Linked DNA regions of Homo sapiens: all the other regions are linked to region 4. Evidence: chromatin contacts called from ENCODE Hi-C or POLR2A ChIA-PET data. All regions are on one chromosome and are shown on one strand. The core of a region is the stretch at or near the end of the contact, and the rest is flanking DNA. Distances in the headings are between cores, read along the strand shown.

The links. A loop is a pair of places that touch in the nucleus more often than their neighbours do. ChIA-PET counts read pairs that join two places held with the same protein, here RNA polymerase II (POLR2A). Pooled maps may share reads with other maps.
Region 1: a pooled map shows a loop between it and region 4 (3-fold over the local background). The contact joins the promoter of RAP1GAP2 here to the enhancer-like site in region 4. A Hi-C loop is called at or near these places in 1 of 37 single-sample maps with no recorded cell type and 9 of 50 pooled maps. POLR2A ChIA-PET finds 5 or more read pairs at or near these places in 3 of 52 experiments (A549, MCF 10A and common myeloid progenitor, CD34-positive).
Region 2: a loop to region 4 is called in a pooled map, with 2.4 times the contacts of the local background. The contact joins the promoter of DPH1 here to the enhancer-like site in region 4. A Hi-C loop is called at or near these places in 3 of 168 maps with a recorded cell type or tissue (B cell, CD4-positive, alpha-beta T cell and naive thymus-derived CD4-positive, alpha-beta T cell), 3 of 37 single-sample maps with no recorded cell type and 9 of 50 pooled maps. POLR2A ChIA-PET finds 5 or more read pairs at or near these places in 2 of 52 experiments (H1 and SK-N-SH).
Region 3: a loop to region 4 is called in a pooled map, with 4 times the contacts of the local background. The contact joins two enhancer-like sites. A Hi-C loop is called at or near these places in 11 of 37 single-sample maps with no recorded cell type and 8 of 50 pooled maps. POLR2A ChIA-PET finds 5 or more read pairs at or near these places in 3 of 52 experiments (HCT116, activated naive CD4-positive, alpha-beta T cell and naive thymus-derived CD8-positive, alpha-beta T cell).
Region 5: a pooled map shows a loop between it and region 4 (3-fold over the local background). The contact joins two enhancer-like sites. A Hi-C loop is called at or near these places in 1 of 168 maps with a recorded cell type or tissue (ovary), 2 of 37 single-sample maps with no recorded cell type and 9 of 50 pooled maps. POLR2A ChIA-PET finds 5 or more read pairs at or near these places in 3 of 52 experiments (CD4-positive, alpha-beta memory T cell, activated CD4-positive, alpha-beta memory T cell and endothelial cell of umbilical vein).
Region 6: a loop to region 4 is called in a pooled map, with 3 times the contacts of the local background. The contact joins the promoter of CCDC92B here to the enhancer-like site in region 4. A Hi-C loop is called at or near these places in 3 of 50 pooled maps. POLR2A ChIA-PET finds 5 or more read pairs at or near these places in 3 of 52 experiments (A549, RWPE1 and WTC11).
Region 7: a map of tibial artery shows a loop between it and region 4 (4-fold over the local background). The contact joins two enhancer-like sites. A Hi-C loop is called at or near these places in 1 of 168 maps with a recorded cell type or tissue (tibial artery). POLR2A ChIA-PET finds 5 or more read pairs at or near these places in 4 of 52 experiments (A673, Caco-2, H1 and 1 more).

Annotation. Positions count from the first base shown.
Region 1 is chr17:2,794,601-2,797,940 of GRCh38, reverse strand. It overlaps RAP1GAP2 (RAP1 GTPase activating protein 2), which reads right to left and starts at 1,503. Exons shown (of 25, transcript NM_015085.5): 1 at 1,370-1,503. The coding sequence starts at 1,413.
Region 2 is chr17:2,027,908-2,031,604 of GRCh38, reverse strand. It overlaps DPH1 (diphthamide biosynthesis 1), which reads right to left and starts at 1,452. Exons shown (of 13, transcript NM_001383.6): 1 at 1,375-1,452. The coding sequence starts at 1,435. RefSeq lists enhancers at 521-1,112, 1,113-1,704.
Region 3 is chr17:2,846,431-2,850,067 of GRCh38, reverse strand. All of the region lies in intron 2 of RAP1GAP2 (RAP1 GTPase activating protein 2), which reads right to left. Among named protein-coding and RNA genes, the nearest start is that of RAP1GAP2, 52 kb to the right of the region's middle. RefSeq lists enhancers at 1-551, 1,734-2,325. Within about 2 kb of position 1,992, at least 3 of the 41 ENCODE cell types and tissues checked have a DNase peak (open chromatin) inside an H3K27ac peak, as active enhancers do.
Region 4 is chr17:2,381,435-2,385,251 of GRCh38, reverse strand. MNT (MAX network transcriptional repressor) reads left to right here. Exons shown (of 6, transcript NM_020310.3): 6 at 1-1,179. Among named protein-coding and RNA genes, the nearest start is that of MNT, 18 kb to the left of the region's middle. RefSeq lists an enhancer at 2,222-2,431. Within about 2 kb of position 2,516, at least 6 of the 41 ENCODE cell types and tissues checked have a DNase peak (open chromatin) inside an H3K27ac peak, as active enhancers do.
Region 5 is chr17:2,812,358-2,816,117 of GRCh38, reverse strand. The region is part of intron 2 of RAP1GAP2 (RAP1 GTPase activating protein 2); the gene reads right to left. Among named protein-coding and RNA genes, the nearest start is that of RAP1GAP2, 18 kb to the right of the region's middle. Within about 2 kb of position 1,382, at least 10 of the 41 ENCODE cell types and tissues checked have a DNase peak (open chromatin) inside an H3K27ac peak, as active enhancers do.
Region 6 is chr17:2,748,369-2,751,832 of GRCh38, reverse strand. CCDC92B (coiled-coil domain containing 92B) reads left to right here and starts at 2,181. Exons shown (of 4, transcript NM_001355573.2): 1 at 2,181-2,422. RefSeq lists a silencer at 1,802-1,991.
Region 7 is chr17:2,649,370-2,653,104 of GRCh38, reverse strand. All of the region lies in intron 2 of PAFAH1B1 (platelet activating factor acetylhydrolase 1b regulatory subunit 1), which reads right to left. Among named protein-coding and RNA genes, the nearest start is that of MIR6776, 42 kb to the left of the region's middle. Within about 2 kb of position 2,189, at least 4 of the 41 ENCODE cell types and tissues checked have a DNase peak (open chromatin) inside an H3K27ac peak, as active enhancers do.

The sequences.
Region 1 (3,340 bases), core at 254-2,753, 410 kb before region 4:
CAGCCTTCCATCTGCTCCACACCTCCCAGAGAAAGGCGGGCCTTGGAGGGCACAATCTAATTGCTGGGCCCTGCCCTGCAAGGCCCACAGCCAAGACACACACACCCCTCCCAACCAGAAGCCAAGTCCTCTGCTGCCTCCCGGACACTGGCACCTACCCTCGGGGTGGCAGCTCCCAGATCCAGGCGTCAGGGAGGGCCCGAGAGCAGACACAGGCGACGCTGTGCCATCTTCTCATCCGCACCATCCCATCTGCCAAACATGGAGTGCCCACAGTCCCCCCCTGCCAGAGGATGGATGGCAAAGTGCTTTTGAAGAGGAGGAAGAGGGAAATAAGCCACACACACGGAAGCGAAAAATTACCGAGGAACACAGCCCCTCTCCCCCTCGCCCTTCGTGCCACCCCCATTAGTCCACCATTTTCCACACCGGGACACCCCCCGGCCACCTCCCGCGGGGCCCTCTCCCAGTCTGACAACGCCCCCAGCCCAGGCACTGAAAGGAAACCGATCATGAAAACCACCAGACTCTGTTCCCCAGCTGCGAAGAAGCTGCCAGCACTGGGAACCAGAGACAAGCCTTTGGCCTTCGTGTGCCTACCTTCTGCCCCCCGCCGGGAAGAAAAAGCACATCCCTCATCCCAGACAGAAGCTTAGAGGCAAGAGTGTCCAGAGGGCCAGGCAGGAGGCTGGGGACAGATGCAGCTGCTCAGGCTAGGACAGAGCTAGGGTGGGCTGCCTGGGGTGCAGGTGGGAGACCTTCTCTCACAACCCACCCCCAAGACAGCAGGCAGCCCAGAGGTCCAGCAGGTACAGACTCCCCTGCCACAAGGCCACAACAACAGCACAGACAGGAGCATCACACACACAAACACGCAGACACAAGCACACACAGACACAGAAGGCCAGAAGTGCAGACAGGCAGCTGCCCACATGCACAGGCACACACCTCACACACGGTCACACGGACTGGCAGTCACAGCCACACACACACGCCTGCACACACAGGCTCAAACGCGCACACACACACTTACACATAATCCCAGACACGCACACACATACATGGGAACCTGCGGACACAGAGACACACACATTCAACTGCAGTCACACTCATGCTATCCACCTCCCCACGGGCAGCCGGCGCAGACCTCCAGGATTCGCCAGCAGATTGTGCCCAGGGACAGTGGGGAAGGCTTACGGTCTCTGATGTCCCCACCAGGATCCTGCATCTCGACCTGCCAGGGCGTCAGCAGACCCAGCTCTCAGGCACAGCCCGAGCCCCTCTGTTCCCACGGCCGCCAATGCACTTAACAAGACTTCACTTCTAAGTTCTCTCCCATCATTCCCCCACCCTCCCACCTGTCACCCACCATCCGAAGCCCCCAAAGGAGACACTGCGCTTCCGGCCAAACATGGTTGTGGCTGCAGAGCCCGGGGTCCCAGCGATGTCCCAACGACGTCCCCGGGGCTGTCCGCAAGAGGGCCGTGGTACAGCGGGGTCAGTGCCGGTGCAGGGCGGGGAGCCCAGCGTGGCACCTCCCTCTTCGCCTGCCCCCAACCCGAGCTTCCTGTGGGTGAGGCTGCAGAGCTGGGAGGTGTGTCCTGCACTCCAGGAGGCACCAAGATAGGCCGAGGAGGTTGTGGAGGGCAGCTTCCCCACACCCAGAGGAACCCACAGCTCCGGAAGGGGCTCGGCTGGCAGATTGCTCCACAGCCCCAGTTAGCAGCCCGGCCCACACAGCCCCAGCTTCCTGGAACCCAAAGGCGCCCCAAGGATTCCCACAGCCACGCCTAGGAGGGACAGAAAGATTCAGCTGGAAGCCTCAGGGACGCCTGAGCACTGGGGACCTTCACACCCACTCCCGAGGGCTGCCTGAGACAGGGACCTTTGCCTGCCTGCCCCACCATGGCTCGGCACACGCCAGAGGAACCAGCCACACACATGTCATTCCACTAGCACACGTGGATGTAAGTATACATGCACACGCATGGGCACAGGGGCACGTGGGATGCACACATGGACACACACACGCCCAGGATACCCAGGTACACACAGATACATGCACGCAGACATACGTATCATTAGACACCTGTACACACCTGAGCACAGCGCGGCACACACGCTCCCGTGCACATCCACACACCACTTCACACAGGCATCAGTAGACACACCTGCACACGCTTCTCACATACTGACAAAGCCCCATTGGACACGTGCACAGACATGAACGCATACACATGTGCCCGCAGGCACTCATCCACATACTCAGACCACATCACACTGCAAGGGGCATTCGCATGTACACACACATGGGCACAGAGCTGTACCTGTCAGCCGCCCCCCACCCCCGCCGCCAAGTGTCTAGACAGAGGTCAGAGCAGTGGCATGCTTCACGCTGGCTGTGTGGGGTGGGGGGGCGGTACCCATGTGCGGGTGGATTTGTCTTCCCAGCTGAACCGCAGGGTTCGTCCTCATCTCTGCATGCTCAGGTGCTGGTCCTCATGCCACAGGGCTAGCGTGTCCTGCACGCATCCCAGTCTGCACACCACAGGGCCAGTGCTCATCTCTGCACGCACTGGTGCTGACCACACCTGGTACACAGCAGGCACTTACTAATGGCAGCCCCTCAAAGGGATGTGGCACGTACACTACAACAGACACTGGGGGGAGTGGGCACAGATAGGGCCCCAGGCCCCACCCTACCCCCAAGCAGTGGAGAAAGGGAAGAAAACGTCTCAAAAAAAAAAAAAGAAGAAGAAGAAAGGCCGGGTGTGGCGGCTCACACCTGTAATCCCAGCACTTTGGGAGGCCAACGCGGGTGGATCACCTGAGGTCAGGAGTTCGAGACCAGCCTGGCCAACATGGTGAAACCCCATCTCTACTAAAAATACAAAAATGAGCCAGGCATGATGGCAGGTACCTATAATCCCAGCTACTCTGGAGGCTGAGGCAGGAGAATCGTTTGAACCTGGGAGGCAGAGGTTGCAGTGAGCCAAGATCATGCTGTTGTACTCCAGCCTGTGCAACAAAGAGCAAAACTCCATCTCAAAAAAAAAAAAAAAAAAAAAAAGGAAAAAAACGGCCCTAGCTGGTGCCATTGGCCTCTCTCTCTGGCCAACCCTCCCTGAAATTTCCTCTCTGGCACCTGCTGCCACTGTGAAGGTCCTAGACTCCGTGCTGAGGTGCCAGGGGCCAACCCCAGCTTGTGGACGAAGGGTACAAGGATTTCTATTTTCTTGACTCCTTCACAGCAGGGGACAGCACAGGGGCCTCAAGCCCTGAGTGGGCTGGGGGAGCAGCTTCAGGGTCCTGGGCCAGAGCAGGGCTGGGGGCTGACTCT
Region 2 (3,697 bases), core at 203-2,702, 350 kb after region 4:
CAAGACGCAGGGCTAATTTTTTTTTTTTTTTTTTTTTTTGAGACAGAGTCTCACTCTGTCTGTTGGCCAGGCTGGAGTGCAGTGGTGCAATCTCGGCTCACTGCAACCTCAGCCTCTCGGACTCAAGCAATTCTCCTGCCTCAGCCTCCCGAGTAGCTGGGATTACAGGCGTGTGCTACCACACGCGGCTAATTTTTGTATTTTTAGTAGAGACAGGGTTTCCACCATGTTGGCCAGGCTGGTCTCAAACTCCTGACCTCAGGTAATCCGCCCGCCTCAGCCTCCCAGAGTGCTGGGATTACAGGTGTAAGCCACCGTGCCCGGCCACGCACGGCTATTTTTTATTTTTTTGTGCATACAGGGTCCCCCTATGTTTCCCAGACTGGTGTGGAATTCCTGGGCTCACACAATCCTCCTTAGCCTCCCAAAGTGCTCAGACTAAAGGTGTAAGCCACTATGCCCTGCCCCGACAATTAAGCTTAGTTCAACCCCGTTATCTCTTCAGGAGCCACAGAGTCTGAGGATATGAAAAGGCAAGAAATTAACTTATTCAACGAATATGTATTGAGACTGTGCTATGTGCCACAACTTCTGCTAGGGCCCCACACTATGATAGGAGGGACCCGCCCAGACATGAGGCTTCACCCACTGTGTGGGCGGCGGTGGGGATGGTCCAGCGGAGGCTGGGGCCCTGAGATCAGATTTGAACGTTACCACTGCTATGGTTTTTGGCCAGTTGTTTCAAAAGCCTTGGACAATCAGCCTAGGCTTCCTAGGCCCATTACAGATCCTCCTCTGACAGGTCCCTAGTGGTCGCTGGCGTGTAAGGAACTGCTAACATTAGCCCTTCAATGTGTCCCAGGGACCAGTAGGCACCTCCTCCTTTATCACGTGGCTATGATATGTTTACATTAACATTCCCCCAGTAGACTGAGATCTCTGATTCTAGTACCTGCACCCAGCGCAGGCCTGGCATTCGGTGGGCGCTCAGTTAATGCCTGGCGAATGAAACCTTTTGCCTCTTCCCTGAAAGCATTCCCTGAGGGCGCACTCGTAAAATGCCCGCTGCATCTGGCCTGGCCCTTTCCCTCCCCGTCGAGTCCATTTTATCCGTCTACCCGCCAAGACAAGGCTGTAGTTTCCGATTGGAGGATTAAGGGCTGCTCTCGGTCGTGCCCTAAAGCTGCAAAAGACTGGTACCCCTGGGCTCCGGCTGACAGCGACCCCGAGCTGGTGACAGCGGCCCAAGGCGACTAACAGCGGGATCTAGCGGAGAAAGGCGCCGCCGCCGTTAAAGGGGGTTGGTCCTGTCCCTAACTTGGGGGCCCCGCCCCGAGATGCGAGGTCTGGAGGGCGCAGCGTTCCAGCACCCACCTCTGCCAGGGCCGTCTCGGCCGCCCTGCTCCGCTGCCCCGGATACGACCAGCGCCGCCATCACCTGCCTGCGCATGTGGTACTAAAAAGACAGCGCTGGAAGAACGCGGAGAGCGCAGACATTGCGATCGATCGCCGATCGGCCAGCGGGGGCGGGGGATACCCGCTGGGCGGGGCCATAAAGGAGGAGATAGGGGCGGGGCTGTAGTGGGCTCCACCCCAGCCCAGAATGCCGGGACTCAGGATTCCCTAGAGGTCCCCGACTATGCAGTTGCCCTTGCCCTGCGACTTAGTCTCCCACTCCTCTCCCCGGCCGGGCACGAGCCTGGCACTCCCGGACCGGTGCTCTCCTATGTGCGAACTCCCTGCACGAACTCTGCAGGCCGAGTCTTGTGAAGGGGACACCCACCAGATGTTCCTTGAGCCCCCCCTGCCAGTCTCCCCTCCTGGTAAGCAGTGGTCGGTCACCCGGCCGCCGTGTGGGGCCACGTTCCCTACCTAGGGGGACTCTACTGTCCGGCAGGACAGAACTCAGGGACCACCAGCCCAGCTCCAAGTTGAGAGTCTTGGTGCAGGTTTGTGGATCGCCCTTATCAGCTTTTTAAATTATTTTTTTTGAGACAGGGTCTTGGTCTGTCGCCCAGGCTGGAGTGCAGTGGTGCGATCATGGTTCACAGCAGTCTCAACCTTCTGGGCTCAATTCATCTTCCTGCCTCAGCCCCCTGAGTACCCGGGACCACAGGCGTACGTTCAGCTAATTTTTTTTTTTTTTTTTTTTTTTTTTTTTAGTAGAGATAAGGTTTCACTATTTTGCTCAGGCTGGTCTTGAACCTCTGGACTCAAGCAATCCTCCCACTTTGGCCTCCCAAAGTGCTGGGATTACAGGCGCGAGCCACTGCACCCAGCCTTTATCACCTTTAGAATCCACTGCGTAGACCCTGTAGAAACTGCCCCTCTGGGGAAGGCCCACAGCCTGAGGGTGCTTTCCTGGGAAGGTGGGCAGTGGAGGACTGTGATGTCTAACCCTTCTGGACCCTGGCCAACCTTTGCCCTGCCCCTCAGGGCTGGTCTTTCTCCTGATCACTGGCCAGAGCCCCAGAGACCCCAAAGAGAAGACAGCCAGTGAGACGGCTTTGACCTGTGGAAGAGCAAAGTACCTGCAGGACTGGCCCTCAGCAGTCTGTCCCGTGGAACAATGGTCTTCCAGGTCTGACGGTCTACCCAGCCCCCTGGCATCCTCCTCCTCTCTCTGCGGTGGTGCTGTGATCACAGCTGGCCCTTTAAGTCAGCTCTGTGTCCTCGGGCTCCCCCAGAGGCCCTCCCTGCTTGGAAACCCCTAATTAAGGTGCAGGGAGAAGTAAAAACAAGCAGCCAGAGACAGGCCCTGCCTGGGAGGCTGCCCAGAGAGGAGGAATGGCTGGACAGGCAGGGAGTGAGCAGCTGAGGGACCATCACCAAGGGTCAGTGCTGTGCCCCCCAGGCCACCGGCACTCTTAGGACAGGTAGCTCTAGACAGAAAAGTGACCAATGTGGGTCCCAGGAACACTCCCCTCAACTCGATAAGCGTCCGGACTAGACCTTCCCATCTCCCCCCAGCTTCTCTGGATCCCCAGGGTGCAAGATCTGAATTCTGGGAGCTCAGCCCCTCCTCTCTCAGGACACTGCTGCCCAGCCTGTGGACAGCCTTAGCTGTGACTGCAGCATGGAGTTTCAAGGGGAAAGGACTGGCTCCAACTGAGCAATGGCTTCTCCCTAGCAGGCGCCATATCCCTTGGGACCTTTCCCTCATCAGAGGTGGGGCCTGTTTGATGGCAAAAGTCCCATCCCTCTAGTAACATTGCCCCGCACCCGCTGTGCCTAATGAGCTGCTCTGGCCCCCATTAGGAAGCCGGATGATGCCTAGGAGAACTGGACATGAAGAACAGATGTGAGAATGCTTCCCCAAGACTCCGTGGTGCAGGACATTGGGGGCTGCCATTCAGCTTGGGCTGAGGGCACCTCCATCTGTCTGTGGGGGTCTCCCTGCCTGAGTTACTCAGCAGTCTGAGTAATTACTGCCTGACAAGAAGGCGGGCACAGTGCACCCCCACAGTACACCACAACACCCGCCTTCACTCGCCCCCACTCCCTGGCTGGACTCCAAGGCAGCACCCAACCCTCCTGAGGCCTGAAATAACTCTGCTTCTCACACTCACGCCCAGCCCCAGCCAACTTTTCCTAAGACGCTAGAGTTTGTGGGCTAGGGGGTCATGGGGAGGCGGCTTGGAGAGGTGGAAGGAGGATTATCCCACATTCAGGCCCTGAGTCAGGCCCACACTTTATC
Region 3 (3,637 bases), core at 743-3,242, 470 kb before region 4:
GATCACACCACTGCACTCCAGCCTGGGCAACAGAGCGAGACTCCATCTCAAAAAAAAAAAAAAAAAAAGCAGGCAGTGTTAGGTGTTAGTGACACACCTGCGCCAAACCAAGGCACTGTTCTTGAAGAAATCACAGTTCGAAAGAGAACGGACAGGGAAGAATTTTCACATTACTCTGCTCCAAGGCCACATTCATGAGGCACTTTGGGGTGGGCTGAGAAAGCTGGATACATGCAGACCGCAGGAAATGAGGACGGCAGAAGTCTCTGACGGCAGAGAAGGGGTCTTCCTGCAGGTCTCACCTCACCCAACTTATGCCCCACGGCGTCCCAGCTCTCAGGACCTCCATGGCCTGTTCCAGCCTCCAAAGCTCACAGTCCCAGAGAACAAAGTGCCCGGCAGCTGCCAGCCCAGGTCTCTCTTCCAGTCCAGGGGAACTCCAAAGGCTGAGGGGGCCTGGGTGGGAATCAGGCCTGGGGCGGGAGACAGCGAAGTTAATCATGAACAGAGCGCAGACAGCTGCACAGCCCGTTCCTGAGGGGCCAGTGGGTTGAGGCAGACAGACACGCATGCCTGGCCCTGAAGAAAAGGGCCTTCTGTGCCTGGGAACCGGCTCCAGGAGACATATCCATGAGAAAGCGGGAATCAGCCCCAATCCCCGTGCCCCTCGTCAGAGAGCCAGCCTGCAGCAGACGCCACCTCGTCGCCCCACCCAGCCACCAACTCCCAGCGCCCCACTGCTGGGCAGAATGACTGCCACCGTTCTGGGCTGGGATTGGGGGTGGGTGGGGGCGAGGGGGGCCATGGAGCAAGGAGGGTGGGGCCTTTGATGAAAACCAGATGTCTTCAAACGCCTTGCCCCTCCCCTCCACGGGCAGGGTCCCAGCTATTCCATGGACCACACAACCTTTGGGACAACGCAAGGGTTATAAACAGAGCCTTGGACAGGACGGTCCAGCACCCCCGCTCTCTTCTGCCTTTGAGGGTACACACATACACACACCTGCTCTGGGATATCACTCTGAAGCCCGCTCGCACACAGCTGAACGCTCACACCTGTGCTAAGACACCTCCACTCTTGGCAGGTACATCAGCGCCCCCTGCTGGGCCACAGCACAGTTGCGTCTCTGGGATGCCCCCTTAGGAGGAAGACAGAGGAGGGGGAAGAGGGAGGCAGGAAGGCGTCGGGGGAAGGGAAAGATTGAAGTCATCTGAGGTCGGGAAGCAGTTTCTATTTTTGAAAAGTGAGAGCTGGGCCGGGTGCGGTGGCTCACGCCTGTAATCCCAACACTTTGGAAGGCCGTGGCAGGCGAATCACTTGAGGCCAGGAGTTCGAGACCAGCCTGGCCAACATGGTGAAACCCCGTCTCTACTAAAAATACGAAAATCATCCAGGCGTGGTGGCGGGCGCTTGGAATACCAGTTACTCGGGAGGCTGAGGAAGGAGAATTGCTGGAGCCCAGAGGCGGAGGTTGTAGTGAGCTGAGATCGTGCCACTGCACTCCAGCCTGGGGAACAGAGCAAGACTCTATCTCATAAATAAATAACTAATTAAAAAAAAAAAAAGAAGGAAAAGAGAGAGATGCAGGAAAACTCTCTGCCAACATACTGACTCTCCTCCCAGCTTCTAAAATCCCCTCACAGAACCCATGACCAGCCCCCAAGAGGTCCATCCCACCACAATAGGGTCGTTCCGTGATAAACGCAGGCCAGGACTCGGAGGCCTCAAAGACAAGCCTGGGAAACCTCAGCTCAGCCCAACTTTCCTGGGGCCACAGACGTCATATTAAGCAGAGGATCTAAACTGGCTCAGGTTTTGGAAACGGATCTCTGTGACTTGTGTGGCATTTCCAAGCTCCAAGGAAAGGAAACCACGCTGAGGAAACCCACAGATCCCACTCAGTGGCGGGCACCCTGCGCTCTGGTACCCAGAGCCATGAAGGTGGGGCCTGCAGTACGTGATGTCAATCAGAACCCTGCCGACTTCCTGTTCAGGGATTATGGAGAGTGGGTAGAGGGAGGAATAAAGAAGTTCTTCATATATCACTTGGGTTACTGAAGTTATTTAAAATACTTCCTTTTTTGAAGTTCATTTATGGATTTTTGAATTTTTGCTAAGCTGCATGACTACAGTAATTTTTCCCACAGTGAAAAAATTCAAAAGGATCCTTCTGTGTGTGAAATTTCTGACGAACAGGAAGAGGTGTTATTTTGCATAGAGGCCGCCCAGGAGTCAGTACAGAGAATCAGGAGCGGATGAGGCTGAGGGCTGGGTGGCCTACAGCACAGTCCCTCTCCAACCCAAGGTCCCCCGGCCCCCGCCTCACTGATTACCAAACCTCCCCAGCTGCTGCTACTCCTGAAGCCACTTCCACCTCTTCCAGAGTTTCTGAGGCTGAGTGGAAAAGCCGGGAGGGAAGCTGTCTTTCCATAATATTAGCAACATTGCTTAGCAACATCTTTCAAAGCGAGAACCAGCAGACTCTCCAAAACCCTATTCTGTTTGGCTCTACAGAGAACAGAGTGGTTTCTTATACATGTATTATTTATATACTATTTTATATATCCAGTAACGCCTTCTGTGCCTGGCTTCTCTGGGAGATGACGAATTACAACTATGTGAGATTTCCAGGCGACTAGGGCTTTGGGTAGCAAGACTTTTTGTTTGCTTCCTTGCTTGCTGTTAGTTACTGTAATGACCCTAGCTAGAGATTTCTCTCAAACGCCTCCAAATGCTGTTGTCCTTTAAAGACAGGTTTGATGCCGGGCGCGGTGGCTCACACCTGCAATCCCAGCACTTTGGGAGGCTGAGGCGGGTGGATCACGAGGTCAGGAGTTCGAGACCAGTCTGGCCAACATGGTGAAACCCCGTCTCTACTCAAAATACAAAAATTAGCCAGGCAACGTGGCGGGCGCCTGTAATCCCAGCTACTCGGGAGGCTGAGGCAGGAGAATCGCGTGAACCAGGGAGGTGGAGGTTGCAGTGAGCCGAGATCGCGCCACTGCACTCCAACCTGGGCGACAGAGCAAGACTCCGTCTCAAAAATAAACAGATAAAAATAAAGGCAGGTTTGATGGAATCTTTTTGTGGTGACTCAAATCCATTATTATCAACACTACCATTATTATCAACTACTATTGTGAGCTAAAATGCAGTTAGGAATTGACAGGCCATTGAGAGGAGATGCCCACTTGTCCCTAGGCTTAATGGCCCCAAACAGCTGTGGTGCAAAGACACTACAGTGAGGGAATAAAAATACATATGCTGCAGTCAGACGAACCTGGGTTAGAATCCTACCCCCAGCTTTTACTATGCATGCGGCCTTGGACTAGGAATTCACCCCCTCTGTGCCTCAGTGTCTTCATCTGTAAAATGGGAATAACAACAGTGCCAACCTATTAGCTACTGCAAGGATTCAGTGAACATGCATGCTCTACACAAAGACTTGCATGACAATGTTCATCACCATTTTATTCAAAATAGCCAAAGTTGGCCAGGCATGGTGGCTCATGCCTGTAATCCCAGCTACTCGGGAGGCTAAGGCAGGAGAATCACTTGAACCTGGGAGGCGGAGGTTGCAGTGAGCCGAGATTGCACCACTGCAGTCCAGCCTGAGTGACAGAGTGAGATTCCATC
Region 4 (3,817 bases), core at 1,267-3,766:
ATTTTCTCTGGAAATAAAGAATCCTTAGATGCCTAAAAATTCCCTTCCTGTTCCCTCCTGGTCCTGGACACCTCCCAGGGGACTGTTCCTTATTTCTCTCTCCTGGTGTGGGTAAAGGGACAGTTACAAACCAGGTCACCATCCTCAGAGGCTGAGCCCTGTACCCACCCCAGCACAGCCACCTCCGCCAGACCCCGTGGCTCTGGGAGAGCCAGCTTTGCTATTCCCATTGTGACAGCGATGGCAGGCCTGACCCACGGGGCAGTTAGAGCAGCCTCGTGGAGCTCGCCCCTCCCCTCAGCCTGCCCACCTCTCCCTGCATCCTGAGGCCAGTGGCCCCCGGGCCTGCACAGATACCTCATCATCCACCCGCTGCCCCTCCCCGTCCCTGTCCCCCAGCATCGGGGGCCTGCAAATCTAGTGCCGAATGACTATGTCCAGATTGGTGACGATGGGTGTTGCTGTTTTTCTTGTCGTTTGTGAACGCTGTGATGCTGTGTGCCCAAGTGGGCAGTCACCACCCAGCCCTTCCTTGGGCGTCTCCCCCAGAGTGCTGTCGGGACCACATCTGTCCTCACCCTGTGGGACCGCCTGGCCCTCCCTCCCTAGCCCTTCCAGCCTGGGACACACACACACACACACACACACACACACGCACGCACACGCACACATCTTACCTCTCATGCGTGTTTTACCTTTTGATGTTCAGAGTGGCTCACTGGCTGGGAGTCCTTACCTCGGGGAGAGGGGGAGGTTGGTTCCTTGGGGGGCCAAAGAAGGCAGGGAATGCCTGGAGGGTAACTGGGGGGCCACCATGACCCCTTCTCTCTCCAGAAACAGCTGCTTCTCCCCCCATCCCAGGGTCCCACCCCCAACCCCCAGAGGTGGCCCTTGTTTACAGTGAGGACTCGGCCACTGTGTCTCTGTTTCCTGAAATATAAACTGTAGCGACCCCAGACTGTAGAGATTTTTATGTGTTTGGATACATCTGCTGTGTGGAAAAAAAAAAAAACTACAAAAACCCTAATTTTGTACATACTGTATTTTTACTATTGAACTGTATTCTAGTGGCTGTTCATGCTCCAAGACTTTAGTTACCGAGACATGAATACTATCCATGTAATAAGCACTTGCCTGGAATAAAATATAAAACTGAAATAAACCTGCACTGAAACCTGAGATGGAGCTGCCAGCCTGCAGCATCTGGGTCATTTTATTGCAAAAGGAGGCTGAGGCCTGTAGGGAAGCATGTGGCAGGAGCGGTGAGATCACCTGTCTCGACCCTGTCTGCCCAGCATAGTCCTCAAGCGGCTCTGACCCGGTGCCTCCGCCGCTCTGAAAATGGCAGTTCTGGTCGGTCTGAAACTTTTGCAAAGCTTCGTATTTCCTCAGACCATTTTACAAGCATTATCTTGTTTCATCTTTCAACAGCCAAGTGAAGTAAATAAGCCAGACTTAGCCCCATTTTGGCAGATAAGGAAACAGGATTGAGGTGGCCCAGTGACTTGTTGAGGCCACACGGCTAGCTGGAGACTTCGTTGGAGCTGCAGTCAGACCTCTGAACTGGGTACAGAGTTCTTACCCAGCATCTGCCACCCTTGTGGCACCTGGGGCCAGTCCTAGACTCGGATCCAATAAAAAAGGTACAGGGGAGTTGCCCCAGGGATTGGGCACAGAGGGTGAGAGCTTCCTGAGGGGCTGCTCTGGGGGTGCAGTTACAACAGGTCAGCCGGGGAGTCCATAAAGCTGTCCTCTAAGGGAAAGGAACAAGGGGAAGAAGAGGCTGGAGGTCAGGGGCAAAGAGCCGTGTTCTCAGCTGGGCTGGAAGCCCCTTGTCCCTGTGGCTGTGTCTTCTCTCCCTGGGCAGGCTGTCATGGGAGGAGGTGGTGTGGGAAGTGAGGTCAGGGAGCCACTAGCTAGGCCTTGCTGGAGACCAGGCTGGGCAAGGGGGCCCAGCTTCTCATTTCCACCCTGACAGTACCTGACTGACTCCCAGTCCCCACAGGGGAGACTGACTCTGCGTCTCTTCCTGAGGTGGGGTGGGTAGGGGTTATCCTTGAGGAAGGGAGTGCTGTCTTGGGTCCTGTTTTCTGAAAGAGAAGAGTTGACTTCAAAAAGTTCAGGCCGGGCACGGTGGCACACGCCTGTAATCCCAGCACTTCGGGAGGCTTAGGTGGGCAGATCACCTGAGGTCTGGAGTTCGAGACCAGCCTGGCCAACATGGCAAAAACCCTTCTCTACTAAAAATACAAAAATGAGCCGGGCATGGTGGTGCATGCCTATGATCCCAGCTACTCAGGAGGCTGAGGCAGGAGAATCACTTGAACCCGGGGGGTGGAGGCTGCAGTGAGCCGAGATTGCGCCACTGCACTCCAGCCTGGGAGACAGAGCGAGACTCTGTCTCAAAAAAAATTTTTTTAATTAAAATGAAAGTTCGGAATCCAGCCCTCCCTACTGAGCCTGCCCTTTTTACTTGTGAGACGCGGGCTCCCTCTGCTGGTAGCTCCTGGAAGAGCTGGGTCACTTCCATTAGCTCACTAAGCGACGCTTTAGGGAAGGGATAGGGTGAGGGTTAACCCTTCCTGGGTGCATGCTCAGTGCCAGGCCCTGTGCCCACTGGGAACACAGATGAAGACCCTCCCCAGGCAGTGATAACTTGGCTGTCATCTGAGGGCTGTCACTAAATCTTTAGGCAGAAGCTGTACTCAAAGCTCCCCCTCACCCACAGTTCTCACTCACCCATGGCTCAGCTGGAGCTTATAAGAAAGGGGCCTGTGGTCAGGATAAAGTATGAATCCAGGTGCTTCCATTTACCAGCTCCTGCTCTGTAAGAGGAAGACCTGACTTTCCAGATTGCAAAGGTTCCTTGAGATGGTGTTTGGAGAGCCCACTGTGCTGCTTGCTCTTCCCGCCCCAGCTGTCCCATCGTTTTGAAAAGCTGTGGGATCCCCTCTGGTCCCAGGATCCCAGTCCAGTAGTCAGGGGGAGTAGGGCAGGACGGAAGTGTGTGAAGGGTTACTCCCAGGCTAGGTGAAATTTCCTTTAGGTGGTCACAGCAAAGGAATTCTGACTCCTCCAGGCAACAGAGTCGGCTGGCGGGTCGGGGGTGTTCCCCTGAAGGGCTCATCAAGTTCCCTGGCCCCAGAGCTCTCTCTGCACCAACTGGTTTCTTTGGGTAGCTCTGGCCACTAGTTTGCACTCTTTCCTAAAAGCTGGGTTCAGGGCCAGATGCAGTGGCTCAAGCCTGTAATCCCAGCACTTCGGGAGGCCAAGTGGGTGGACTGCTTGAGGCCAGAGTTCAAGACTAGCCTGAGCAACAGTGAGCCTCTGCCTCTACCAAAAAGATAGAAAAACTGCCATGATGGGGGCCTGCATCCCTGGCTACTTGGGAGGCTGAGTTGGGAGGATCGCTTGAGCCTAGGAGTTCAAGGCTGCAGTGAGCCATGATCATACCATTGCACTCCATTCTGGGAGAGATAGCAAGACTCTGTGTCTGTCTATCTGTCTGTCTCTCTCTCTGTATAATAAAGCTGGGTTCAGCCTGCTAGGACCATGGGCTGGGGTCTTCAGCTTTGAGTGAGTGGAAAACAGGCCCTAATGTCCAGGAAGCCAGTGTCCTCTAGGGTAGAAGACATGTTGTGTGACTGGTGTCTTCTCCCTGGAGCCATCGACGATGGGACCAGTAGCACTCGGGTTGGGGAAGGGCAGGAAGAGAGGTGCAGACCCGTTACAGCTGGGCCTGTCTATAGCTCAGCAGGGTCTGACTCCTCCTGACACTCCCCTCCGGCCTCTCAGACAGTGCTCGGGGTGAGAGCCA
Region 5 (3,760 bases), core at 133-2,632, 430 kb before region 4:
CAGATTATGGTTGCTATGGAAACAAGGGGCACCTTGGGCTCCCAGAGCTCAGCCCAGGTGCTGCTAACTCAAGGAATAAGGTCAGAGTGTGAATCAAATAAAAACCCGCTTGTCTGGGCCTTGTGTACACACACGTCTGCCCTTCTGACCACGTCCAGCCAGTGACTGCGTCCACGCATGTACCACAGGGATGCTCTGTCCTCAGCAGGGAGGCCTGGGTCCCGGTACACAATGCTCAGTGTGCCTGCGTAGGTACGCCTGCAGGCACGAGGGCACATCGCACAGTTACACGTGTGTGACCGCACAGCCCAGGACTGTTGTTAATATCGGAAATGGGGCCGGGTGCGGTGGCTCGCGCCTGTAATCCCAGCACTTTGGGAGGCCAAGGTGGGCGGATCACCTGAGGTCAGGAGTTCAAGACCAGCCTGGTCAACGTGGTGAAACCCCATCTCTACTAAAAATACAAAAATTAGCTGGGCGTGGTGGTGCGCGCCTGTAATCCCAGCTACTCAAGAGGCTGAGACAGGAGAATCGCTTGAACCGGGGAGGTGGAGGTTGCAGTGAGCTGAGATTATGCCACTGCAATCCAGCCTGGGTGACAAAGCGAGACTCTGTCTCAATAATAATAATAATAATAATAATAATAATAATAATAATAATATCAGAGATGTTAAGGCAGGTTACATGTGTTGAGCACTAGGTACCAGGCACTCTGTTCCCATTTCACCTGGATAATCTCATTTAAGCCTCACAACAAGCGCACCCACGTGCAGGTACTGTTATTATCCTCAGACAAAGAAACTGGGGCACAGAGAGGTTGCGCAGCCTGCCCCAGGTCACCCAGAGTACGTGAACCTGACTGCTGGAGCCGCACTGTGGGGGAAAGTGCTTTAAACGGCACTGGTTCCCGTGCAGCTGTGAAGCCAGCTGCCTCATCAGCAGCACCTCAGCGCTGGTAACACACAGGTTTCCTGGGCCCCACCCAGGCTGATGAGGCAGAATCCCCAAGCCCCAGGGTGGGGTCCGGAAGCTGCATTTTAACGAGGTCCCCTAGGTGATTCTGTACTGCAGCCAGGGTGGGCAGCCATGGGTCCAGCCTACGTTCAGCTGCCTGACAGGGTTGAACAGGGCATGGCAGGGTGGGACAGGGGCTGTCCCTCCCAAGTCCCGTTCCCGAGCTCGTAGAACAAAGCTCCTCAATTCCACGGGGCGTCTGCTGGTGGCAAAGCACCGAAGAAAGGGGCAATGGCTGCCGTCAACCCTCCCCCCCAACACCCCAGGGCAGGGCTACAAAAGTCAGTTATGTGGCTTTGTGGTCTGCCAGGCACGGATTTCCGCCCACTCCACCCTCTCAGAATGAGCTGGGTGTTGGGGTTGGGGGGGGTGGTACCACACTGCGGTAACCTACTGGTTCACAGCTCAACCCAAGGTAGGGAGGGGACAGCCACCTCACCTGGGTAACAAACAGTGAGACAGCCCGAGCTGGGCACGCTAGAGGCTCCCACGGTCTCAGACCCCAAGTGGGGAGGAACTCAGACAGAAACCACCAGATCCCCACGGCGCGGGAGGAGCTGCATGTGACCTGAGGTTCCGGCTGCCCCAGGGGCACAAGGAAGAGAGCCTTCCATGCCGATGGGGAAGGGGCTGTGCGTGGAGGAAGCTGCATGGAAGCTGGCCCTGGAAGGACGGGCAGGTTGTGACCCTGATGCTGACAGGGAAGGGGCAGCAAAGGCATGTTCCCTGTGGGCAGAGCAGCACAGCCACAGGCGAAAGTGCCCAGCCACACACAGCAAGTTCCACCCTCGGGCTGCAGCTGAAGATCAAGAGGAGGCACGATTGTGAGAAAACAAAACCAGAACTGACAGAGGCACAGAGAGGTTAAGTAACTTGTCCAAGGTCACCCAGCTGGTAGAGTCAGGATTTAAACAGAGGCTGCCTGACTGCCAAGCCCACAAATCAATCAGTAAGCTGGGGTCCCCACTTGGTGTCCTTTGCCCCTTTTCTTCTGTGAATATTTGAGAATGCTGTCAAGGTGAACCTACTAGGCCTAGAACAGTAGTTTTCAACGGAGTCGGGGAGATTTTATACCACTGCCCCAGAAATAGAGCAACGTCTGGAGACATTTTCTTTTTTTCTTTTCTTTTTTCTTTTTTTTGAGATGGAGTCTCACTCTGTTGCCCAGGCTAGAGTGCAATGGTGCGATCTCGGCTCACTGCAACCTCCGCCTCCCGGGTTTAAGTGATTCTCCTGCCTCAGCCTCCCGAGTAGCTACGATTACAGGCACGTGCCACCATGCCCGGCTAATTTTTTGTACTTTTTTAGTAGAGACAGGGTTTCACCATGTTGGCCCGGCTGGTCTCGACGAACTCCTGACCTCAGGTGATCCACCTGCCTGGGCCTCCCAAAGTGCTGGGATTTGTGAGCCACCATGCCTGGCCTGGAGACATTTTCATTATCACAGTGAGGGGTGGGTTGTGGGCATCTTGTGGATACAGGCTAGAGAGGCTGCGCAACACCCTACAACGCACAGGATGGCACCGTAAAACAAAGAGTCAGCCAGCCTCAAATGTTACCAGAAGCCCTGGCCCAGAGGGCTCACGCCCACCAGGAGCCCATTTTAACATCCAGCCTGACCTGAGTCATTGCCCAACCACTGACGGTCACCACACTTGTGTATCCCTTGGGGAAGTGCTTCCCAGGTTTGGCTGCCTATTGGAATGAACGGGGGATCTTTTAAAAGTATAGTTGGGCACCGCAGCTCACGCCTGTATTCCCAGCACTTTGGGAGGCTGAAGCAGGCAGATCACGAGGTCAGGAGTTCGAGGTCAGCCTGGCCAACATGGCTACTAAACCCCATCTCTACTAAAGATACAAAACATTATCTGGGCATGGTGGCATGCACCTGTAATCCCAGCTACTCAGGAGACGGAGGCAGGAGAAATCGCTTGAACCTGGGAGGCGGAGGTTGCAGTGAGCCAAGATTGCACCACTGCACTCCAGCCTGGGCGACAGGGCGAGACTCCATCTCAAAAAAAAAAAAAAGTACTGATGCTGGGTTCTACCCTCCGACATTCAGATTTAATTGGAACTGGGTACAACCTGGGCATCAGAATTTTTTTTTTTTTTTGAGACGGAGTTTCACTCTTGTTACCCAGGCTAGAGTGCAATGGTGCGATCTCGGCTCACTGCAACTTCCATCTCCCGGGTTCAAGCGATTCTCCTGCCTCAGCCTCCTGAGTAGCTAGGATTACAGGGAACCACCACCACGCCTGGCTAGTTTTTGTATTTTTAGTAGAGACAGGGTTTCATTATATTGGTCAGGCTGGTCTCGAACTTCTGACCTCAGGTGATCCACCCACCTCGGCCTCCCAAAATGCTGGGATTACAGGTGTGAGCCACTGCGCCCAGCCGGCATCAGAATTTTTAAAAGCACCTCCAGGTGAAACCAAATTGTAGAAAAGTTTGAGAACCACCGTCCTGGGGGAGGGAAGGAAGGAACAAACAAACTATTTGCTGTGACCCAAAGACAGCCCCCCACCAGATGGGGGCTGGGGGTCCCTACACCAGCATCCTGGCATGAGAAGCCCATCAGAGTCAGCACTATCAAGGTCTGCCTTCGGGCCAGCGTCTAGTAATAGGGAAGGCAGAGCTGGAGCCAGCTTGAGGGATGAAGAGTTAGTCACAGCTGGCAGAGACCGGAGGAGGAGGTTAATTAGAAAGCCTGTGTCACTGGGCAGGAGATAATGGGCCTGAACCGGGA
Region 6 (3,464 bases), core at 932-3,431, 370 kb before region 4:
GGAATATGGATGGTTCATCAGAACTCACACTGCTGCTGGAGATACTGATATGCAGGTCCAAGGAGCACAGTCCAGGAATACTGCCCTCTAGGAAGGACAGCAAGAGACAGGAAGAGGGGTGAGGCTGGCCTTTCTGTTCCTCTCCCAAGGATTTCCTCAGACAGGATGAAGAGGGGCCACCCACAGTGCAGCTAGTAGCTAGAGTTCCTGCAGGGTGGGATTTGAGAGGCCTTTGAACAAAATTCAAACCCCGCAGCCTGTCAAGCCACCTAAGACAGTCATTCCTGCAACTCTCTGTTTGTTTGTTTGTTTGTTTGTTTGTTTTGAGATGGAGTCCCACTCTATCACCCAGGCTGGAGTGCAGTGGTGTGATCTTGGCTGACCGCAACCTCTGCCGCCCAGGTTCAAGCGGTTCTCCTGCTTCAGCCTCCTGAGTAGCTGGGATTACAGGCACCTGCCACCACGCCCGACTAATTTTTGTATTTTTAGTAAAGACAGGGTTTTATCATCTTGGTCAGGCTGGTCTTGAATTCCTAACCTCATGATCCACCCACCTCAGCCTCCGAAAATGCTGGGATTAGAGCCGTGAGCCACTGAGCCTGGCCCCTGCAACTCTTTAGGATTAGAATTTTCCAGGAGCAGCTAAAGCTTTTTAGTTGTTGACACCTGAGTCCAGTTAACCTTTGGAAAGTGGGGAGGACAGGGAGGAAAGGGACCCATAGAGAGGCAGGGTGCCCCTTGAGGCCTCCCCAGGGCCTCTGTGGCAAGTAGGTGCCGGGTCTCCCAGCTCTGAAGGTACAGGGCTTCTCTGAAAATTTGGTCCAGGAGGAAAGGCCAGGGATTATTTGGCTAGCCATGGAGTGGGGAAAGCCAGGCACCAACCCATTAGCCTGAATCCACTCAGCCCAGTCCTCCAGGCAGGGACAGGAATGACTTACCCAGAGCAATCTCTGAGCCACCTGCCACTCACACAATGCTACCTCATCCCTTGTCATGAGCACAGAGGCCTAACAAGCACTCAGCAGTACTGTTCTGAGCACTTTACAGGAAGGAATTCATTTAATCCTCACAACAACCCGAAGATCTTATGAGCTACATAGATCATCATTATCCTCATTTACAGATGAGACCAAGCCCCCGGCAGGAGGAAGATATTAGGGCAGCCACACTTTTGAGGCACACAGTGGGACTCCTGAAGCCTCCCACGTTTGGTGAAAACGGATCAACAGCAATGCCTCGCACGTGTTCTGAACTTTGGAGTTTTTTTGTTTATTTGTTTTTGACATAGAGTCTCGCTCTGTCACACAGGCTGGAGTGCGGTGGCACGATCTTGGCCACTGCAACCTCTGCCTCCCAGGTTCAAGCGATTCTCCTGCCTCAGCCTTCCGAGTAGCTGGGATTAGAGGCGCCCGCCACTCCCGGCTAATTTTTGTAGTTTTAGTAGAGATTGGGATACATACACCATGTTGGCCAGGCTGGTCTCGAACTCCTGACTTCAGGTGATCCGCCCGCCTCGGCCTCCCAAACTGCTGGCCTCACAGGCGTGAGCCACTGCGCCCGGCCTGAACTTTGGAGTTTATCAAGAATCTTCCCTTGGCTCTTGGGACCCTCATAGAACTTAAAGCATAATAATAATAATAAAAGAATTTTAGAAATAGGGCATCTTATCAACTGCGGCCCAGAGAGGTGATGTGACTCACCCAAGGCCACACAGCTAGTGAGAGGTCTGGGGCAGGTTTGCTGCTGCCTAGACACGGGACGGATTCCCAGCCCACTGGTCAGATCGCGCTTCGCCCCAAGCCTTGCCTGCGCGGCTGCGGGCGCTGCCTCTCCTTCCTACGCCAGGGCGGGAGGGGCGGAGCGGATCGCGGCCTGGCGGCCTGGGCGCTGTCCGCGGTGCTGATCCTTCGCCGCGCCCCTGCGCGCCAAGGCACCGGCGGGTTCCCCAGTTTGCCCTTCCAGCTACCAGCCAAAGCCAGCTCCGCGAGCCCAGCGGCCCGCTGGGGGCCTCAGGCCCGGTTCCCGGGGCTCTCGGGGCTCCCGGGGTTCCCCCTCCCCCCGACCGCGCGCCGCCGGCCTCCCCTCCCCCCGCCCCGCCCACGGCCCCTCCCCGCCCGTCTCAGGTCCCTCCCCTCCCCCTTTCTCTCTCCCGCCCCCCGCACCCCTCCGGCTCGTTCGCCAGTTCCGGTCACGTTGCTGGGTGTTTACGCCTCGAGCCCGCCCCCGACCCCCCTTCGGCGCCCCCGAGCCCCCCGGAGCCCCGGCCCGACTGCCCCGCAGCCTCCCAGCAGCTGATGGCGCCGCAGCCGGGGCGGGCGCTGCAGATCCCCGGGCGCAGCTAGCGTGGGGGGAAGAGCGCCGCCCCCACCCAGCCCGGCCCGGACCCAGGGCCCCGCCGGCCGGTGACTCCCAGGTCCCGAAGGTGAGGAGGCCGGTCGGTGGGCGTGGGGGGTGTGGGCGCCGGAGCGGCCCCAGGGGGGAGCAGCGCGGCCAAGCTCCAGCTCCCCCGGGAGGGCTGGCGCGGGGCTGGGCACCGCAGCGCGCGGGAGGCGGACAGGACTCGCGGCGGGCTGCTGGCAGAAGTTGTCCTCCACCGCCCAGACCCGGGCCCTGCCTGGCACTGCCGGGCGTCCAGAGCGGCCCGAGGTCGAGCCCCGCCACCTCCCGCCACGCACACCTTTATTTCTGCTGCCTTTGCCCTCCTCTCTGCTACCTCGCTTCCCCGTCCTCCTTAGTCTCCACATCCCCCCCCCAACCCCTGCCTTCCCTGGGAGTCATATTGGAGGCATAATCAGGGCAGAACCTGAAGCCTGAAGGGGGTGGGGGGCTCCAGTTTCCCCATACACCCCATTCCCGTGTGACTGGATCCTCAGCTTTGCTGAGGTGGAGGGTCCTGAGCGCTTCAGTGCAGGGGGCAGCCAGAGTTGAGGGGTTCGGCGGGGAGGGGCTCCGGAGTGGAGAGGACCACAAGGTCCCTGGGGAGTGTGGCTCCACCACTGGCCAAGCGGCCCCACCTTGCAGACAGAGTCCTAGACATTTGTCAAAGGCTGAATCCTTGTTCCAAACTCCAGTCCCCAGGAAAGCCAAGGATGTGGGGTTGAGGGACCAGCATACTTATTTTTTAATATGTGTATTTACTTGCCCTGGTGATTCCCAGTAAGACTCAATCCATTCTCCCTGTTTCAGCAGCATTCATTGTGGGCCTGTTCCTTGCAAGAGATTCCCAGAGACAAAGCCTTGCCCTCAGGAAGCGTATGGCTTAGTACAGAAGCCAGGTGCATTCAGGCACATGCACACACACACACACACACACACACACACACACAAACACGATGAAGACTTATGGCTTTGCACGGAAGCCAGGTGCGTGCAGGCATGCGTGCACACACACACACACACAGAACAAAGAGTGATAATATGGCAGACTGTGGTGCTAGCTGCCACCCAGATTCCAACAAATTGCC
Region 7 (3,735 bases), core at 940-3,439, 270 kb before region 4:
CTCATCCTTTTTTATGGCTGCATAGTATTCCACGATGTATATGTACCACATTTTCTTAATCCAGTCTATCGTTGTTGGACATCTGGGTTGGTTCCAAGTCTTTGCTATTGTGAACAGTGCCACAATAAACATATGTGTGCATGTGTCTTTATAGCAGCATGATTTATAATCCTTTGGGTATATATACCCAGTAATGGGATGGCTGGGTCAAATGATATTTCCAGTTCTAGATCCCTGAGGAATCGCCACACTGACTTCCATAACGGTTGAACTAGTTTACAGTCCCACCAACAGTGCAAAAGTGTTCCTATTTCTCCAAATCCTCTCCAGCACCTGTTGTTTCCTGACAAAAAGTACCCAATCTTAAACTAAGCCCTAGAACTATTTGGCATCTAACGCCACTACATGAACATGTGCAGCTATAGTACATTCCCATGTACAACGTGAAGTGCGCGGGCAGGTGCAGACCTTCAGTGTATTTCACACAGGCCAGGGAAAAACCGCTTTCCAATCAATGCCAAATATATATGATGTTCAAACAGATTCACAGGAGAAACCTCAGGACCTCAACTAACTGCAAAAGTCAGTTTTTTAAAGCAATAAAGTAAACAACAACAAAAATGCTTAAAAATATATCACAGTCATGAAAACACATGGAGAAATGTTTTTGGTTTTTGTTTTGTTTTGTTTGAGACGGAGTCTCGCTCTGCCGCCCAGGCTGGAGTGCAGTGGCGCGATCTTGGCTCACTGCAAGCTCCGCCTCCCGGGTTCACGCCATTCTCCTGCCTCAGCCTCCCGAGTAGCTGGGACTACAGGCACCCGCCACCACGCCCGGCCAATTTTTTTTTTTGTATTTTTAGTAGAGACGGGGTTTCACCGTGTTAGCCAGGATGGTCTCGATCTCCTGACCTCGTGATTTGCCCGCCTTGGCCTCCCAAAGTGTGGGATTACAGGCGTGAGCCACTGTGTCTGGCCTAGAAATGTTAAGTACATATTGTTAAGTCAAAGCAGCCAATCTGAAAAGGATACAAGCTATATAATTGTAATTTTCTGGAAAAGACAAAACTATGGTTAACAGTAAAAATATGAGGGGTTTAGGGAGGCAGGGAAGGATGAATAGGGGGAGGCTGAGATTTTTAGGGCAGTGAATTTATTCTGTATGACTGATGGATATATAACATTAGGCATTTGTCAAAACCAACAGAATATACAACAAAAAGAGTAAACCCTAATGTCAACTATGGACTTCAGTAATAATGTGTCAATGTTGGCTCATCAATTATAATAAATACACCACATAAATGTGAGATGTTAACAGTAGGGGAAACTGGGGAAAGGCAAAAAGGCATATGGCACCCTCTACCAAGTCACTCACTCCATTCCCAAATCAAAATTACTACGGAAAACACTTAAGGCTTTTTGGGAAAATAATTTAAGAGAAGCAAGGAGGTTTACAAAACAAAAAATTTAGGAGAATTTATTACCTCATATTGAAATGTATTTTTCTTTTTTTTTTTTTTGAGATGGAGTCTCACTCTGTTACCCAAGTTGGAGTGCAGTGGTGCAAGCTCGGCTCACTGCAGCCTCTACCTCCCAGGCTCAAGAGGTTCTCCTGCCTCAGCCTCCCAAAGTAGCTGGGATTTCAGGCAGGCACCACCATGCCCAGCTAATTTTTTTTTTTTTTTTTTTTTGTAGAGACGGGGTTTTGCCATGTTGGCCAGTCTGGTCTTGAACCCCTGACCTCAGGTGTTCCGCCTGCCTCAGTCTCCCAAAATGCTAGGATTACATACGTGAGCCACCGCACCCGGCCAAAATGTATTATTAATGTAAAGCTACAATAATCAAAAGAATGTTCTTCTGACTCCTGAAAGCACAGCAAGTCCAAAAACCAATGCAAGGTTTTATAAGAAGGTGTTTTCAGATCAATAAGGAAAGGGCTATTCAATAAATGTTTCGGCATGTGGATAATGACTCAGAAAAAGCACTTCGATCCCTTTCTTGCATAATCAACAAACATAAATTCCAGATGGCTTAGACATTACTATAAAAAGAAATGAAAACAAAAAGGTCTTAAGAAAGTAAAAGTGAATACTTATGTAGTCATGATTAGCGAAGGTCTTCCCAAATATGAATCTAAAGGTAGTATCAAGGAAAAGACAGTTTTCACTCTGTGACACTTCTCTGCAACACATGACCATGGGTGACTCAGTACCCTAAAGTCCTCTTAGGAATCGACAAGAAAAATGTAAACACTACAACAGAAAACACAACAAAACAAAAACGTAGCAACACCCCGAACAGGCACTTCACAGAGGAAGAGAATGGCATTATACACACACAAAAAAATGGTTAGAACTCACAATAATTTTAAAGAAAATATTTCTATAAATTGTGGGATTACTTTTATATACCCACATAAAATTTGATTTTTTCAATTAACTTCCTTTTTTTTTTTTTTTTTTTTTGAGACAGAGTCTTGCTCTGTCACCCAGGCTGGAGTGCAGTGGCGCAAGACCTCCCAGGATCCTCCCACTGAGGCCTCCCAGGTAGGTCCCAAGACTGCGCCGACATCCCTGTATTTTTTTTTTTTTTTTAGATGGAGTCTTGCTCTGTCACCCAGGCTGGAGTGCAGTGGTGCAGTCTCGGCTCACTGCAACCTCCAGCTCCCGGGTTCAAGTGATTCTCCTGTCTCAGCCTCCTGAGTAGCTGGGATTACAGGTGCACACCGCCACGTCTGGCTAATGTTCGTATTTTCAGTAGAGATGGGGTTTTGCCATGTTGTCCAAGCTGGTCTTGAACTCCTGACCTCAAGTGATCCACCCGCCTCGGCCTCCCAAAGTGTTGGGATTACAGGCGTGAGCCACTGCACCTGGCTGCCAGACTATTTTTTAAATCAATTTTTTGTAAAGATAAAATCTTGCACCTACGTTGCCCAGGCCGATCTCAAACTCCTTGGCCTCCCAAAGCGCAGGGATTCCAGGCCTAAGCCACAGTGCCTGGCCTGTTTTGAGGCCTTTCTTCACACAGAAGTTTTCTATTTTGATACAGTCAAACTTACCAGTCTTCCTTTTGTTTCTACATTTTATACCTTGAGGAAGTCCACCTCTACCCAAAGGGTATATTTTCTCTACCACTTTATACTGTTATTCTGTATGTGTTCAACATTAAGGCTTTTAATACCACCTTATCCCATGCTAAATTTCATAAATGGGCATGTCTTTGAACTTTGTTCCCCTAACCTATTTGTCTATTCCACATTTTACAATAATATTTGTATATCTGATAGATTCAGGTGCTTTCCCATTTATCATTTAAAATATTTTATTTATTTTTCTCTTCCAAATGATTTTTAAGATCAAGCTGGTCAAGTTAATGAGAAATTTAGTTTGAATTTTGATTGGGATTGCATTTAATTTTATTATTTTAAGAGTTGTGATATCTGTCCAATACTGACTTTTTCATCCAGAAACAAGGAAAATCTTTTCTACTATATTATCCAACAACAAGAACAGTTTATTATTTATTTATTTTGAGACGGAGTCTTACTGTTGCCCAGGCTGGAGTGCAGTGGCACGACATCCGCTCACTGCAACCTCCCCGCCTCCCAGGTTCAAGCGATCCTCCTGCCTCAGCCTCCCAAGTATGTGGGACTACAGGCGCGCACCACCACGGCTGGCTAGATTTTTGTATTTTTAGTAGAGATGGGGTTTCGTCATATTGGCCAGGCTGGTCTTG